Regions from separate parts of the Homo sapiens genome. Here region 2 is linked to region 1. Evidence: chromatin contacts called from ENCODE Hi-C or POLR2A ChIA-PET data. All regions are on one chromosome and are shown on one strand. Each heading gives the region's core, a stretch centred on a gene start or an enhancer-like site at or near the end of the contact. The rest is flanking DNA. Distances are from core to core; before and after follow the strand shown. Region 1 overlaps ZMAT3 (zinc finger matrin-type 3). Region 2 holds the start of KCNMB3 (potassium calcium-activated channel subfamily M regulatory beta subunit 3).

Region 1 (7,501 bases), core at 3,068-5,567:
TTTTTCTCTGTTTAAGCAGACTGTTGTTTCTTCTGAGTCAGTGATATGTGATCTTCGTTGGTTTCATTTTGTGAAGCTCAGTCTGTCTCTGTAACATACTTTAGGATTTGCACCTTGTGCTCCCCAGGAATTATGTTAGTGTCCTTTTCTATGCTGTCTTCAAGGATGGACAGAGGCCTAAACCACAACAACAACAAAAATTAGAAAAAAAAATACTTAGATTTCGGTAATCATCCATAGGAACTCATAGCATCAGTCTCTTTTCTCTGTGAATAATATCTTTGTGTAAGTTGTCATAAAAAATCAACGTTAGAAGATGACAATTAGAATTCTTCTTAGGTATTGAGGGTAAGAAGTTGTAAAGAAAGAAAATTCGTGTTTCAACTAAAAGATTGGATTGCATATACCTTTGAAGTGGTTTTGTAAAAAAAGTTCAGTTACTAAACTGAGTGTGCCCTGTAATCCTTTTGAGTGCACTGAAGATGCTTTGAAAATACTTTGTTGGTCTTCACATTGTGCATCATGTCCTGCAACTTGTAAATATGTGCATGTTGTTTATGTTTGTCTGCCTGTCTCTTATTGCACTAAATTCTGCAAGGTGAATAATTTTTTTATACCATTTATTTGGAAAAAGTTCCTCCTCCAACTCTTCTTCACTGACCTTTTAATTAGTTGGTAAACTTAGAAAACCAGGTAGGATTTTTGAAGCCCTGAGTTTAAAAGAAGAATCGTGGCTATTTGACATCATCCTTACATTCCCCTGACTTAAAAAGCTAACAAGAAGCACGAGATCTTCCACCTCATTTTAGAAAGCTTTTCTACAGAACTATATGCTTGCTTATAGCTACCTATCTACAGTTTGAACAGGGAGAAAGGGAGATATGTATGTCTGGTTACATCTTCCTTCACTCTTGAATTGGCTGGGACAGCAAGCAACAACAGTTTGAGGTCCAGTGACCTACGTAAAATGAGTGTCGTTTGTGTCAGGGGACACATGTAACTGTGCAACATGGTATTTTCTACAGGGAGGGCTAGGAAGGGTGGTTTTGGAACCTAACCTACTTTGTGTCTTCATTGTCAGAACTAAGGTTGGAAATGCCCTTTAAAGAACTTGGTGAGGCATATGCTAGGACAATAGAGCTGCTTTAGAAAGAAATTGAGACATGTTTTGTCAGGACAGATAAAAGTTTAATGCAGGCTTTTGAACAGATGTTTTAAAACAAATTTGACCTTACCAACTATTTTTTTCTTCTAGCCAAATCATTGTACAGGAGTTTCATATATGATAAAAAGTGTTTTGTTATTGTTTTTGCTTTCTTGGCAGGGGAGAACCCCTACCATTGTGAGCAGTTACTGTCACTCTGGCTGAATGGACAAATAGCTGTGTAAATAGCTTCTCATAAAACGCTTCTACTGATAGCTGTTTGACTTTTTCTTCCCGTTATGAATGGGAGGAACATTTGTAAACTTCCTTTCTGGGTAGCTACCAAAAAACGTACTGGCTTATGGTCCCATGTGACCTTGTCTCCGTTAAGCCCAGAATCTGAGTGCCTTTAGCAAGTGTTAGCATTTCACAGAGAGAAGAGAGACAGAATTATTGCTATTAATCACCATTCATAAATAGGAGCTTGGAATAACAAAGGTCTGTGTGAATTCTGTTCTACGTCTTTTTTTTCCCTTTTTTAAATAAATGTCAATTTGATATCAAGTAAAACTATTGTCATTATTGATCAGAAACCATACATTCTGAAAATGAATCCAGTTTTCCCAAGCTGGCAGAAGTCAGAGATCATTTTTCACCTTGATCTGTGTTGCGTTTGTACTTAGTGAATGGCAGTGTGGTTGATTGGAAGAGCTTGACACTGATGTTTGGAAAAATTCTTTATTCTAGTGGTCATTTTCAAACTTGTCTTCTGTAGAGAGGGGAAAAATTATGTATTTGCAGCTAAAGCGAAGAGACTGGCACAATAATTATTAATTGTGTTAGTTCATTTCTATATTAAATGAAGCATCTTCACAAATCAGGTTTGAAGCCATTAAAAGCAAAATTTTCCCTAGTTTAATTAATTTAAAATTCTAAATTGCCTGACTACTTAGAATCTTAGAAACGCCCTGCTAGACTGATTTTATTATAGAAATGTTAACATGTTCCTCAACATTTTCTCAAGAAAATTTTCAGACATATATCAAAGTTGAAAAAACTTTGCAGTATAACCACTGCTAGATTCTGCCATCAACATTTGACTATACTTGTATTGCCATGTATCTGTTCATATTCTCTATCCCTCTTTTCATCCATCGATCCATCAGATTTTTTTTTTAAAGAACATTCCAAAGTAAATTTTAGGCAATACACTGCCCTAAATTCTTAGCATGGGTGTCATTAATTAAGGTTTAGTATTCGTTTAAATATCTATTTTGAAAGTGGTGTATGAAGTTGATAATCTGAGCCAATTAACATACTTTTTTTTTTTTCCTCCTGTGGACTTTTGTCTTCCAGTTTCTCTTTTTGTGTGTACTTAGGGTGAGGGAGGACAATTCCTTTCAAACACAAGTTTATTTTAGAATTGGTCATTTTTAAGTGCTTGTCATAAATTTTAAAGTTTCAATATAATTTTTCTTTTCCCCACTTCTGATAATGTATTTTTGCCAAACTATGCAGCTTCTTCAAAAAACTGTAAATTACTGATTGGGGTTTATGAAATCAGCGAATACCTCATTTCAATCTGTTGCTGCTTTTCTCCCTCTTGTCACTTCTCCTTTCACTACTTTCAGCTGCTCTACCAGAAGGTAGAGGGGAGTAAAGGGTCAAACCCCTATATAATTAGCTGTTTTAAACAACTCTAGGAGAGCAGATTAAGTAGCTTAGTAAGTTGAAACTATTAATTTTTCTAAAGAATTTGATTTGAATTCCTTGAGAATTGTAATTATCCACACTTCCTCCAGCTATAATTAGCAGAATTAAAAATGATTGTACTGTACAATGAGTTGTTGAAATTGTAAGCCTTAGTAACCATCTTTAGCTTTATTGTAGTCATGTTTAGAAAAAATTATTTTTACATATGCCTTTATTTTTATGCCCACTTTTTGTGGATAAGATTCTTTAGATAAAATCTAAAGAATTTTAAGTGACTTTCTCCAGGTCATGAAGATTCAATGGGTAGAATTGAATCAGAATTGAAATGTTCCAGATTCATATTCTTGTGTGTGTTTGATAAAATTCATGGCTTCCAAAGTAACTGAACACTTCCTTTGGGCCCTTGGAGGGAAAATCCATATTTTTACTAATTACACTTTTTTTTTTAGACATCTGGCAGTTCTTTGAACTTAAACATATTCTCATGGCCATAGTTCCAAATTAAGCCCGACGCAGTTGCTAAAAATCTTGCTGCACTGTTGAATACTAATAATGCAACATTTATTGGATGTTTTTGCATTTTGATGACCTTCATGATTCATTTATAAGTCTTTGTAAGTGCTTAAGTGACCCCCTCACTAGTGAAAATAATAAATGTTCTATATCATTTATTATTATTTGTGTATTCTCTACATGATATATTTTTTTAAGGAAGAGTAACTCCACATGTCAGAATGAGTGATATTATCCTAGGGCAAAGCGCAAATAGGGCAGTTTGTTTCTACTCTGCAAATATGGCATGTATAGGAACAAAACTCTTTTGGAGTGGCTGGTCATTGTTCTGCCCTCTTTTGGTACCTGAGTACCTTTCTGGGGTTTTGTAAATCGTGTGTCATTTGTAAGAATTTCACGTTAACTCTGCGTTACTTGGTGTTCACCTGTGGTATCCTTGACTGACCATAATGATTTAGTTTGGGTATGATGTGTCTGCTTTGAAATGCCTTACTGGAGTATGTCAGATCCTGCTTTAAAGCATTCCATATATCTGCTGGGACAATAAGTTGCTTCTCCTTGGAAATATGCTCTAGATTCAGAAGCAAAACCGATTTTGCTTTCACCATTAAGGTTGCATTTTAATGCAGTTATTGTTTTAAATTAGAGAATAAAATGTAAAACCAAGGGAGGCTTTAGAACCCTTTATTGAATGGCATGGCAAACTTTTAAAACTGCTTTTGCTATTTCACTAGAACTATCTTTGATAAAGGATATAGCTAAAAAATGTCAGCCCAAACTGTGTGTAATTAGGGTTGTTTATTAAAATTTTCTCTAAATGTCATACAGAGGCTTAAGATCTGTGTATGCTGTTGGGTCGGAGTGCCAGTCACTGCTTTGGAAGTCTGTGTTCTGGGGCTGCAGAATGACAAACGTGTCATGGGATTAAAACCAATCAACTGTGAATTGTGAAATTGAAACTACTCTTTCGGTTTTATTTTCTTTAGCATATTGAGTATAGAAATCTGAAACTTATTTAAAATTTATACTGCTTTTGTTGATGGCTCATTTTGGCTGTGTATCCTCACTTATGTACTGATTTCTGATAAAGGCTTGACATTATTATAACACGCATTTTGTGTTCCAGTTTAATAAAACGGTTTCTGAGTCTTGTCTGAAAATTGTTTGGTTATGAGTTGAAGATCAAGGGAAGAAGGTAAATTGTCATCACTGAGACGTTATTTTGATGCCGATTCTCGATGACTGTGGGTTCTCCATTCATCAGTCTGCACACAGTCTGCCATGGTCTTCTGGAAATCATGCAAGTACTGTAAGCTTTTAGGTTGGCAGTAGAATCAACCTAGCTGCCCACACTGCCCGTTCTCCCCATCACTGGAGTTAGCCTGGGACTGGAGTGAGTTCTCAATTTTGTTGGTAGATTTTAATATTTATTTTCCCTTCAAATTTTAAGAAAGTTGGCCTTAGTACCATAAACACTGCTGGAAATAAACACATTATTAAAAAGCATATACCCATTAATCTTTTGGGGGTGTTTTACATGTAAAATACTCTTACAAATATAATCAATTTATATATGCAATATAATTGAGATGTGGTCCTTTAAACAGCCTGGTTTTCTGTATACAGTGTACTTTTGAATTTAAATGCTCACTTAAAAAAGTAGATTATAGGCTGTAAGATGCTGTTATGCTTTAATTAATCAGGATGCAAGACACATACCCTTACTGTTGTGGGAAAAATTCTTCGGTCTGCACACACAAAAAATGTTTCTGAATGAAGTGAATAGATCACACTGAATTTGTGTGTTGTAAAGTACTCAAGGCATCAGCACATTTTATTAAATCATCTCCAGGAGATTCTTAGCTTTAAAAAAGCCATGATAATATGCACCAAAAAAGTCTTAAATGATTTCAGATTTTCAGCCTTTTTAAAGGCATTTCTGAGGCTCATTCATTGGCTGAAAATCTATTCAAGATCAAATGCTGGGTGTTATCCTTTATAATTTCTTAAAGGGCTGGTGATAAAGTTTCCCAATGTATGATAAATTGATATAAGATTATAAAGATCAGAAATAGATCTTTTTATGTGAGTTTTAAGATTTTTATCATCTGAGTTGAGGCTTAAACCACAACAATTCTTAGTTGTGGGATCTTCATAACTTGAAAATTAAGAATTACAAAAAGATGAAGACAGTTAACTATTGTGTAACGTGAATATTATTTTAAAGGGATCTGATTATGAGTTCTTACCAAAAAAAATCCCCTAAAAATACATTTCATGGTTTTTAATCTTCAAGTCTGTGTGTGTATGTGTGTATATATATTTAGGGGGAATGTATACTAGGAGGGAGTTTATGGAAACATGTTTAAGATGATCATATGCTAGTAATGAAGTGTGTCCAAAGGAACAGATGTAAATTTGCCACTGGAAGAAATACACTCCACCATAGGCAGTCTATAACTTATGCTTGGCATTTTGGATAAATCTTTAAGTATGTAATTAGAGCTTCAAATGTGTTTTGGCTGGAAGTTGTCCCTCTAGACAGGAACAAGATGCCTTTCATATTAGCTTCAATTTTTCATCTTTGCTGATGCCAGAGGCACCTCTCTAACCCTGTTTTCTAGAAATCCTTACTAGGTTATGGACTTTGACCAACGGTATCTAGTGCCACCTTGTGGACTGTCTAGATTTTACAGTTAGCAGTTTGTGGTTGGTGAACTAACTTTAAAGCAGGATGTTTGGTTGAAAACCACCTTGTGGAGGATATGAGTTTTTATCTGTAAATAAAACAAGTCATGCCTTTAAGAGATACTGAGGACTGTTTTTGCAGCTTAAGTCTGTAAAGGATGACAGAGTGGGAAAGTGTTGAATTGGAAATCAGGATCCATATATATGTATGGATAGATATATATGCACAGGCATGTGTGAATGTCTCATTTTTTGTGATTATTTAAAAACGTCTATTTTGTTTAAAAAAATCTGTTCTCTACATATTCGGTTATGTGAACAACAACAAACATGGAAATTAAAATAATGGTCAATGAAGGCCCCAACCAGGAAGTAAAGGACTAGAAAAATCTTTCATCAAAGAAGACTTGAAAATTTAAAAACACAATTATATACAAGGGCAAATGTTACCAAACATGGAAATCTTGCTGACATAAAAATTAAACTATAAAATATTAAAATTTTCCCAAACATAGTTTATTTTTGGGGAAAACAATATTTTCTGCTTTAATAAGCTAGCAATGAAGAAAGAGACTTTTTTAAAAAAGTAGTTTTATTAAATATTTCAAACATTCAGAAAAAGTACATACTGGGTAACTGGTCTCAGTTCTGTCACCAGTGTGTTCCCTGGCTTGTCACTTGACCTCTTGAAATTCAGATCCCCATAACTGGGGTATTAGGGGTGGATCTAGTTATTTCTTCTTTATTCCTCTCTTTCAGTACTATGGATAATTTAGAAGATTGCTGTTTTCAAAAAGAATTGTTTTTTTTTTTCGAAATACATAAGTCCTGAACTCACTCCTGAACTCCATGCTGCCATGTCCCCCCTGCCCAGCGGCAATTGATCGCGGTTAGCAGTTTCTTGAGTCTTTTCCAGATAAAGTCTATGTAACGTGAATGGAGGCATTCCATCCCTACTGTTCTGTTCATCACCTTGGGGTATGTGTGTGTGTGTGTATGTGTGTGTGTGTGTGTGTGACCTTGGCAAGCATTCCATACCAGCACATGTGGATCTATTTCATTGTTTTTCATTCTGTGGTGTTTCCTTGTATGATTTCTAAAATTTCTGTTATTGATCCTCTATTGATGGACATTTATGTAATAATAATTTAAAAAAATTAAACCCTTAAAAATAGCAAAACATATAAAATTTACCATTTTAACCATTTAGTTTACAATCATAATCACTCTCCATCTCCAGAAATTTTTTATCTTCCCAAACGGAAATTTTACTCATTAAACAATAACTCCACATTCTCTCTTCCCCAGTCCCTGGTAACCACCATTCTACTTTCTGTCTCTATGATTTTGACTACTTGAGGTACCTCATATAAGTGGAATCATATGACAATTGTCCTTTTGTGTCTGGCGTATTTCACTTGGCATAATGTCCTCAAGGTTCAT
Region 2 (7,606 bases), core at 176-2,675, 230 kb before region 1:
GATTGTCTGACATTCCTTTTACTCGCTTTAGAACCTAAAGATGTTGCTGGGGGAAAAGGGAGCTAGGGAGAGGGAAGGGGAAGGATGTGGGATAAGGCATAAACTATGCTTGTGGGAAAAAAACAACCAGTAATTTCCTTGATGGGGTTTTTGCTTGACTTTAAAATGCAGTAAGCTTTTAGGAAGCTTGATGGAGCCTGTGTTTCTACCATTAGTGCTGCATTTGTTTGGCTTAAGATTTCATTAAGCTTCTTAAAATGGAGATACTTCTGGAACTCAAATGGCTACTGAGCAGGGAATGGCAAATCAGTGACACTGTAGGAAGTGGAGGGATTTTGGCAAACTAGAGAACACACCTTCCACAGGGGCAGCCACTGCTCTGCTGGGCCCGCTGTTCATCTGCAGGGACGTGCATCTTGGGATTATTTCCAAAGTCAGAACTCAGCATTTTTATGAGAAATGTCATGATTTTTAAGGTCTTAACAAGTTATCCCACATTAAAAAAATAATAATAAACCAGGCCGGGTGCAGTGGCTCACGCCTGTAATCCCAACATTTTGGGAGGCTGAGGTGGGTGGATCATGAGGTCAGGCGTTCGAGACCATTATGGCCAACATGGTGAAACACTGTCTCTACTTAAAATACAAAAATTAGCTGGGCATGGTGGCCGGCGCCTGTAATCCCAGCTACTAGGGAGGCTGAGGCAGGAGAATCGCTTGAACCTGGGAGGCGGAGGAGGTTGCAGTGAACTGAGATCGTACCCAGCCTGGGCAACAGTGCGAGGTTCCGTCTCAAAAAAAACCAAAAAACACAAAAACAAAAAACGACAGAGAAGGCCAAACAAAACACATCTGTGGGCTGGATGCCGCCATGCCCACCGGTTTGCGACCTTTGTGTTGGACTCTTCTGTTCACCAGACACCCTGCCCTGCGAGAATGTATCTCATCCTTTGCTGGAGCAGGTTTGCAGGCACAGTGGAGAGAGGAGAGAAGAAATGAAGGGACACTTATGCAGAACCATGAGTGGCCAGAGAGGAGGAGAAGGAGGGTGAGAGGAGCAAAGAAGCCATGACAACTTCATAATTCTGAGTGGACTGGGCAGTGGCCAGAAATTCTGGTGGTGGATATGCTGCCTTTCCAACAGGTGAATATGAAAGAATAAGTCAAACCCTGTTCAGGACGCTGTTAATTCCAAATGTGAACTTTTTGAGTCATTCTTTCCATGTGGAATTCAAAGGAGAATGTAAACAAATTTTCAGGAGGGACGTGCAATATCCCTGAAAGATAACAAAGTTCGTAACACTTATTTACATACAACATTCTCTAGTTATTGATTAAACAGATCTCTACAGACTTGCATGAGGCAACATTTCTTAGGCTTGTTTGCTACAATATCTTTAAAAATACTTGATTACACATCACTTTAGCTTATTTAGATGGACTTTTCACCAAGCTCTGAACTGGGATTTCATTTTGTTGCATTCATCCTGCTCACGAGACACAGGTAGGCAGCAAATGAGATTATCCCTCCAGTCCCCATGGATTGGAAATGTTCCCCCTTCTTTATGAGCTCACTGCAGTATCTCCTTCTCCCTTTCCCCAAAGGACAGCCTTTCCTGCCTCAGGGAAGAAGAGAGAGACAGACTACAGTGATGGAGACCCACTAGATGTGCACAAGAGGCTGCCATCCAGTGCTGGAGAGGACCGAGCCGTGATGCTGGGGTTTGCCATGATGGGCTTCTCAGTCCTAATGTTCTTCTTGCTCGGAACAACCATTCTAAAGCCTTTTATGCTCAGGTAAGAAACAGAGGAAGGAAATCTAGAGTTTCCAATTCAGATAAGATCCAGGCACAGCGGTAAAGGAGGAGAGGCTGGCTTTGGTTTCTCAATCTGTGACTCTCTGCCATGGTCTAGAAAAAGAAAAATACAATTCCTCTTCCGCTGTCAGTGCTGGGGGCAGCTGGGTGTGGAGGAAGAGGTGGCGAGAAGGTCAAAGATATTTCCCTGCACTGCCTCCTCCCATCTCATAATCTATATATACCTCCAAACACGTAATCCACAAATTATAGTTTCTTCATTTAGGTCATAAATCCTCCCCTTAAAATGTTGGTATTCCAAGAGAGAGTTAAACCTTGTATGTGAGCACAATAAAAGTTTTTTGAGTCTGAATTTTTTGAGTTTGACAGTGTCTACCTGGCACATAGTAGTTGCTCAATACATATTAGTTTCCTTCCTTTTAATTAGGTTCTTTATTCAATATATGTAGTGATACAGTTGACCTTTGAACAACATGGGTTTGAACTTCGGGAATCCACTTATAAATGGATTTTCTTCTGTGCCTGCCACCCCTGAGACAGTAAGATCAATCCCTCCTCTTTCTCCTCCTCCTCAGCCTACTCAACATGAAGAGGACAGGGAGAGGACCTTTATGATGATCCACTTCCATTTAGTAAATAGTAAACATGTTTTCTCTTCCTTATGATTTTTTTTCTTCAATTTTTGTTTTAAGTTCCGGGGTACATGTACAGAATGTGCAGGTTTGTTACAAAGGTAAACGTGTGCCATGGTGGTTTGCAGCACAGATCAACCCATCACCTGGGTATTAAGCCCAGCATGCATTAGCTATTCTTCCTGATGCTCTCCCTCCCCCTACTCCACTGAGAGGCCCCAGTGTGTGTTGCTCCCCTCTAGGTGTCCATGTGTTCTCATCATTCAGCTCCCACTTTTAAGTGAGAACATTCAGTGTTTGGTTCTCTGTTTCTGCATTAGTTTGCTGAGGATAATGGCTTCCAGCTTCATTTCATCTATGTCCCCGCAAATGACATGATCTTGTTCTTCCTTATGATTTTCTTTCCTTTTCTTTTTTCTGAGACGGAGTCTTGCTCTGTCGCCAGGCTGGAGTGCAGTGGCACGATCTTGGCTCACTGCAACCTCTGCCTCCCGAATTCAAGCAGTTCTCCTGCCTCAGCCTCCTGAGTAGCTGGGATTACAGGCGCCTGCCACCATGCCCACTAATTTTTGTATTTTTAGTAGAGATGGGGTTTCACCATGTTGGCCAGGCTGGTCTTGAACTCCTGACCTTTGAACTCCTGACCCTGTGATCTGCCCGCCTTGGCCTCCCAAAGTGCTGGGATTACAGGCGTGAGCCACCATGCCTGGCCATGATTTTCTTAATAACATTTTCTTTTCTCTAGCTTATTTATTTATTTTTTTAAGAGAAGGGGTTGGGCCAGGCGCGGTGGCTCACGCCTGTAATCCCAGCACTTTGGGAGGCCGAGATGGGTGGATCACGAGGTCAGGAGATCGAGACCATCCTGGCTAACATGCTGAAACCCCGTCTCTACTAAAAATACAAAAAAATTAGCTGGGCACGGTGGCGGGCACCTGTAGTCCCAGCTACTCAGGAGGCTGAGGCAGGAGAATGGTGTGAACCCAGGAGGTGGAGCTTGCAGTGAGCCGAGATTGCGCCATTGCACTCCAGCCTGGGTGACTGAGCGAGACTCTGTCTCAAAAAAAAAAAAAAAAAAAAAAAGAGACGGGGTCTTGCTCTGTGACACTGGAGTGCAGTGGTGTGATCACAGCTCATTGCAGTCTTGAACTCCTGGGCTCAAGCAGTCCTCCCACCTCAGCTTCCTGAGTCAGTGGGATTACAGGCATAAGCTACTGTGCCTGGCTATTCTAGCTTATTTTATTGTAAGAATTCAGTATATAATACATATAAACATACAAAATATGTCTTAATCAACTGTTTATTGGTAAGGCTTCCAGTCAACAGTAGGCTATTAGTAGTTAAGTTTTTTTTTTTTTTTTTTGAAGCAGGGTGTCACTCTGTCACCCAGGCTGAAGTGCAGTGGTTCAATCATGGCTCACTGCAGCTTCGACCTCCTGGGCTCAGGCGATCCTCCTGCCTCAGCCTCCCAAGTAGCTGGGACCACAGGTGTGTGCCACCATACTTGGCTAATTTTTAAATTGTTGGTAGAGATGGGATCCCCCTATGTTGCCCAGGCTGGTCGTGAACTCCTAAGCTCAAGTCATCCTTCTACCTTGGTCTCCCAAAGTGCTGGGATTACAGGCATGAGCCACCATGCCTGACCAGTAGTTAAATTTTTGAGGAGTCAAAAGTTATATGCAAATTTTCGACTGCAGGTTTGGGGGTGTGGTGTTGGCATCCCTAACCCCTGAATTGTTCAAGGGTCAACTTTAGTTGCTACTTATTAAGTATATGCTGTATGCTCAATACATACTATATTTTATCCTACTTAAACCTACAGCAGCCCATGATGGAAGTGTTATTTTAGTTTTCATTTTATAAATGAGAAAGCTGAGGCTCAGAAAGGCCAAGTAACTTGCCCAAGTTCACATAGCCGGTAAATAATATGCCTGTCATTCTGACGTAAGACTTGCTTCTTAATACCTAAATGATGTTTGCTGAAATGAGGGGAATGGGGGTTCTGATTAGGGAAGGGGAGGGGCTATTTAATTTTGTAGGATGGCCCACACAACATGTGGTACTCTGGGGCCAGGTCAGTTCAGGGTAAAAGGAAGGCAAGGGGTGCTTTTTGGACATTGCTTTATTTTTGGACAGCCCTTTTTTTTTTGGACAGCCAAAGAGCAACAGGAGGCCCAGGGGGAGTGGAAGAGGAAGGCCTAGGAGTTCAGTGAGGGAAAGGGGTCATAAAAAAGGAAGAGAGTGGCCTACTTCTGTTATTTATGATTCATCTCCTGCCATTCCTAGGTTACCATTGTTAGGGGAAAGATGTAGAAGTCACCATTTACTATAGCACACAGTGCCACTGTTGGAAGAATTCCAGAAGAAGCTTCTCTCTGGTATTAGCACCAGGAGAAGCTGTGCTGCTCCTGATCAACCAGCTTACTTTCATTTAATGGACGCCAGGAGTCTTGTATCTGGTTGTGTTTCCTTCATTGCTTTGGCTGCTAGGAAACCCAGAGGCAACTTTGTAGCTCGGTTCTCATAACTACAAGGGATCTTATGGTCTGCAGATTACATGTTTGTACCTCACTTTTTTTTAAACTTTTTTTTTTAAGAAGTGGGATCTCACTATGTTGTCCAGGCTAGTCTCAAACTCCTAGGCTCAAGCGATTCTCTTGTCTTGGCTATACCTCACTTCTGACTTCATTCTGTCTTTTTTTCCTCTTTTTCATTTACTCCTTTTCCTCTCATCATATATATATATATATGCATTACATGTCTATGTAATTTGATTGAATGTTTGAATGTATGGGAATGTTGAGTAAATGTCCGTGTGTGTGCACAGGCAGATCATTTTTAAAAATGTGACATATTTGGGAGATGGCTTGAGGGTACCTTCTGCAAGCTGGTACCAAACTGTTGCTCATAATTAAGTTTTACTTTTCTAAGCATTCCTGGAAATTATTTGGTTAAATTAATTAAGTGAATGCCTAAGAGTGGTGAGTTCTCATCTCTCTCTTGCCTTACATCTTGTGCCATCTCAGCGAGTAGTTTTGCTCCATAAAGGGTGGTAGTTAAGAAGCCCTGCGTAGTTCATACCTATCCCCACTCCCTCAACCTCTCATCCCTCAATCAGATGATGGATTTTGTCACAGCTGTAGCCAAATACACACCCGATGCTATTGAAGGAACATGCTTATTTTTTAGCCCTAAATACATCCCTGGTTCCACCTGAAAGGCTCTGACCGGGGCCTTGTGCATGGGACAGAATGTCCCACTCTATTTTGAAGCTTTCTAAAATCTTTAAGGAAAATTCAAATCATACTCAGTTCAGTACTCGGTCAAGATTTAGAGAGCTTAAGTTCTAACAGATAAAAAAGTAACTCTAAATTATTATTTCAAGATGCCTAGTTAAAATAAACATATAAATTAATTTAGTGAAAAAGCAGGCCAGTGCTAAGTCTATGAAATAATCTTATTTTCCGCTTTTGTATTTTCACTTGCCCAGTATTTTTTCTTTGGCCATATCTAGTGATTTTTATACCCCAGACCTTGAGGCCATGTTAAACTGCACAGTGTGTCTCAAGTTTGTTATATTAATAAGGGAAAATGATTATTTTGGTCAAAGAGATTAGTGAGAGTGCATTATGAACCTAGCTAAATATTGCTTTTCGAACATTCTTACTTTTTTTTTTTTGGGACAGAGTCGGCCTCTGTTGCCCTGGCTGGAGTGCAGTGGCACAATCTTGGCTCACTGCAACTTCTGCCTCCCGGGTTTAAGCAATTCTCCTGCCTCAGCCTCCTATATAGCTGGGATTACAGGTGCCGGCCACCATGCCCAGCTAATTTTTGTATTTTCAGTGAAGACGTGGTTTCGCCATGTTGGCCAGGCTGGTCTCAAACTCCTGGCCTCAAGTGATCTGCCCGCCTCGGCCTCCCAAAGTGCTGGGATTATAGGCATGAGCCACTGCGCCTGGCCCTGCTTTTCAAACATTCTGACTTTAGAGCTTGCTAATCTAACTTATTATGTTTAAGGAACCGGTAAGTAAACACAGGAGTCCACCTATATGTGAGTGTGAGGGTATATGAAGAGCTGGTCTCATATATTCAATCAAAGCGTTTCCTCTTCCCCTCGTTTACTTTGTCTTGGACTTGTTTTCAAATTATTTCATACATATACACATGTCCTTTCTCTTCAACATCACCACAAGGTCTTCATGGCAGGAATTTTGTCTGTCCCTTCTGGGATGTTTTGCATATGTATTACATGTGAAAATTCTCAAGAAATTTTCCAAGTAAAATTTAATTCAGACCAGGAGCCGTGGCTCACGCCTGTAATCCCAGCACTTTGGGAGGCCAAGGTGGGAGGATGACGAGGTCAGGAGTTCAAGGCCAGCCAGGCCAATGCGGTGAAACCCCATCTCTACTAAAAATACAAAAAATTAGCTGGGCGTGATGGTGCGCACCTGTAATCCCAGCTACTCAGGAGGCTGAGGCAGGCGAATCGCTTGAAACCAGAAGGCGGAGGTTGCAGTGAGCCGAGATTGCACCACTCCAGCCTGGGCAACAAGAGCGAAACTCCATCCCCCCCCCCAAAAAAATTAATTCAGTACAGCACTTATTAAACATCTACTCAGTGAGAAGCATTCTGTTTCATGCTTTGAGGAACATACGGATGAATTGGATATAGCTCTTGACCTCTAGGAACTTAATTGATAGCAAAAATATGGTAAGTATTCTACTGAGAGATTCCATGTATGATTTGCACTTGCCTCTTTGGAAGTAGTGGGTATGTGGAATTGTACCTTGTTGCCAGAAATTGTGTAGGCTATGTTGACCAACGGCCCTGTAGTTAGACTCCTTCCAAAGGCACATTTTCATCAGGACAAGCCAGTGCATCTTGAGATGATGAGCATGAGAGGTGATGAGATTCCTGAGTGAGGGTGAATCTTGGTGGTTACAGCATTATGGTAATGCTAACACTGTTTACACTGTGGTTCTCCAAATACCTGCATCTTAAATACTATTAAAGATTCCTGGGCCTCAAGTCAGACCTACCAAATCAGAATTTCTGGAATGAAGCCCTGGAATCCACAGTTTAACAAATTCTTCATTCTAACAAACTCACAGATGATTCTGAAGTTTGAAAACCACTGGTGTAGTGAGAAATATGCCA

Evidence for each region. Hi-C counts contacts between places; a loop is a spot of excess contacts on that map. ChIA-PET counts read pairs that join two places held with the same protein, here RNA polymerase II (POLR2A). Pooled maps may share reads with other maps.
Region 2: a loop to region 1 is called in a map of K562, with 2.7 times the contacts of the local background. The contact joins the promoter of KCNMB3 here to the enhancer-like site in region 1. A Hi-C loop is called at or near these places in 3 of 168 maps with a recorded cell type or tissue (B cell, GM12878 and K562), 13 of 37 single-sample maps with no recorded cell type and 11 of 50 pooled maps. POLR2A ChIA-PET finds 5 or more read pairs at or near these places in 4 of 52 experiments (CD4-positive, alpha-beta T cell, GM12878, H1 and 1 more).

The regions. Positions count from the first base shown.
Region 1 is chr3:179,014,252-179,021,752 of GRCh38, reverse strand. It overlaps ZMAT3 (zinc finger matrin-type 3), which reads left to right. Exons shown (of 6, transcript NM_022470.4): 6 at 1-4,530. Among named protein-coding and RNA genes, the nearest start is that of ZMAT3, 54 kb to the left of the region's middle. RefSeq lists an enhancer at 4,346-4,455. Within about 2 kb of position 4,317, at least 2 of the 41 ENCODE cell types and tissues checked have a DNase peak (open chromatin) inside an H3K27ac peak, as active enhancers do; they include B cell and GM12878, where a contact is called at or near this core.
Region 2 is chr3:179,244,933-179,252,538 of GRCh38, reverse strand. It overlaps KCNMB3 (potassium calcium-activated channel subfamily M regulatory beta subunit 3), which reads left to right and starts at 1,425. Exons shown (of 3, transcript NM_171830.2): 1 at 1,425-1,796. The coding sequence starts at 1,549.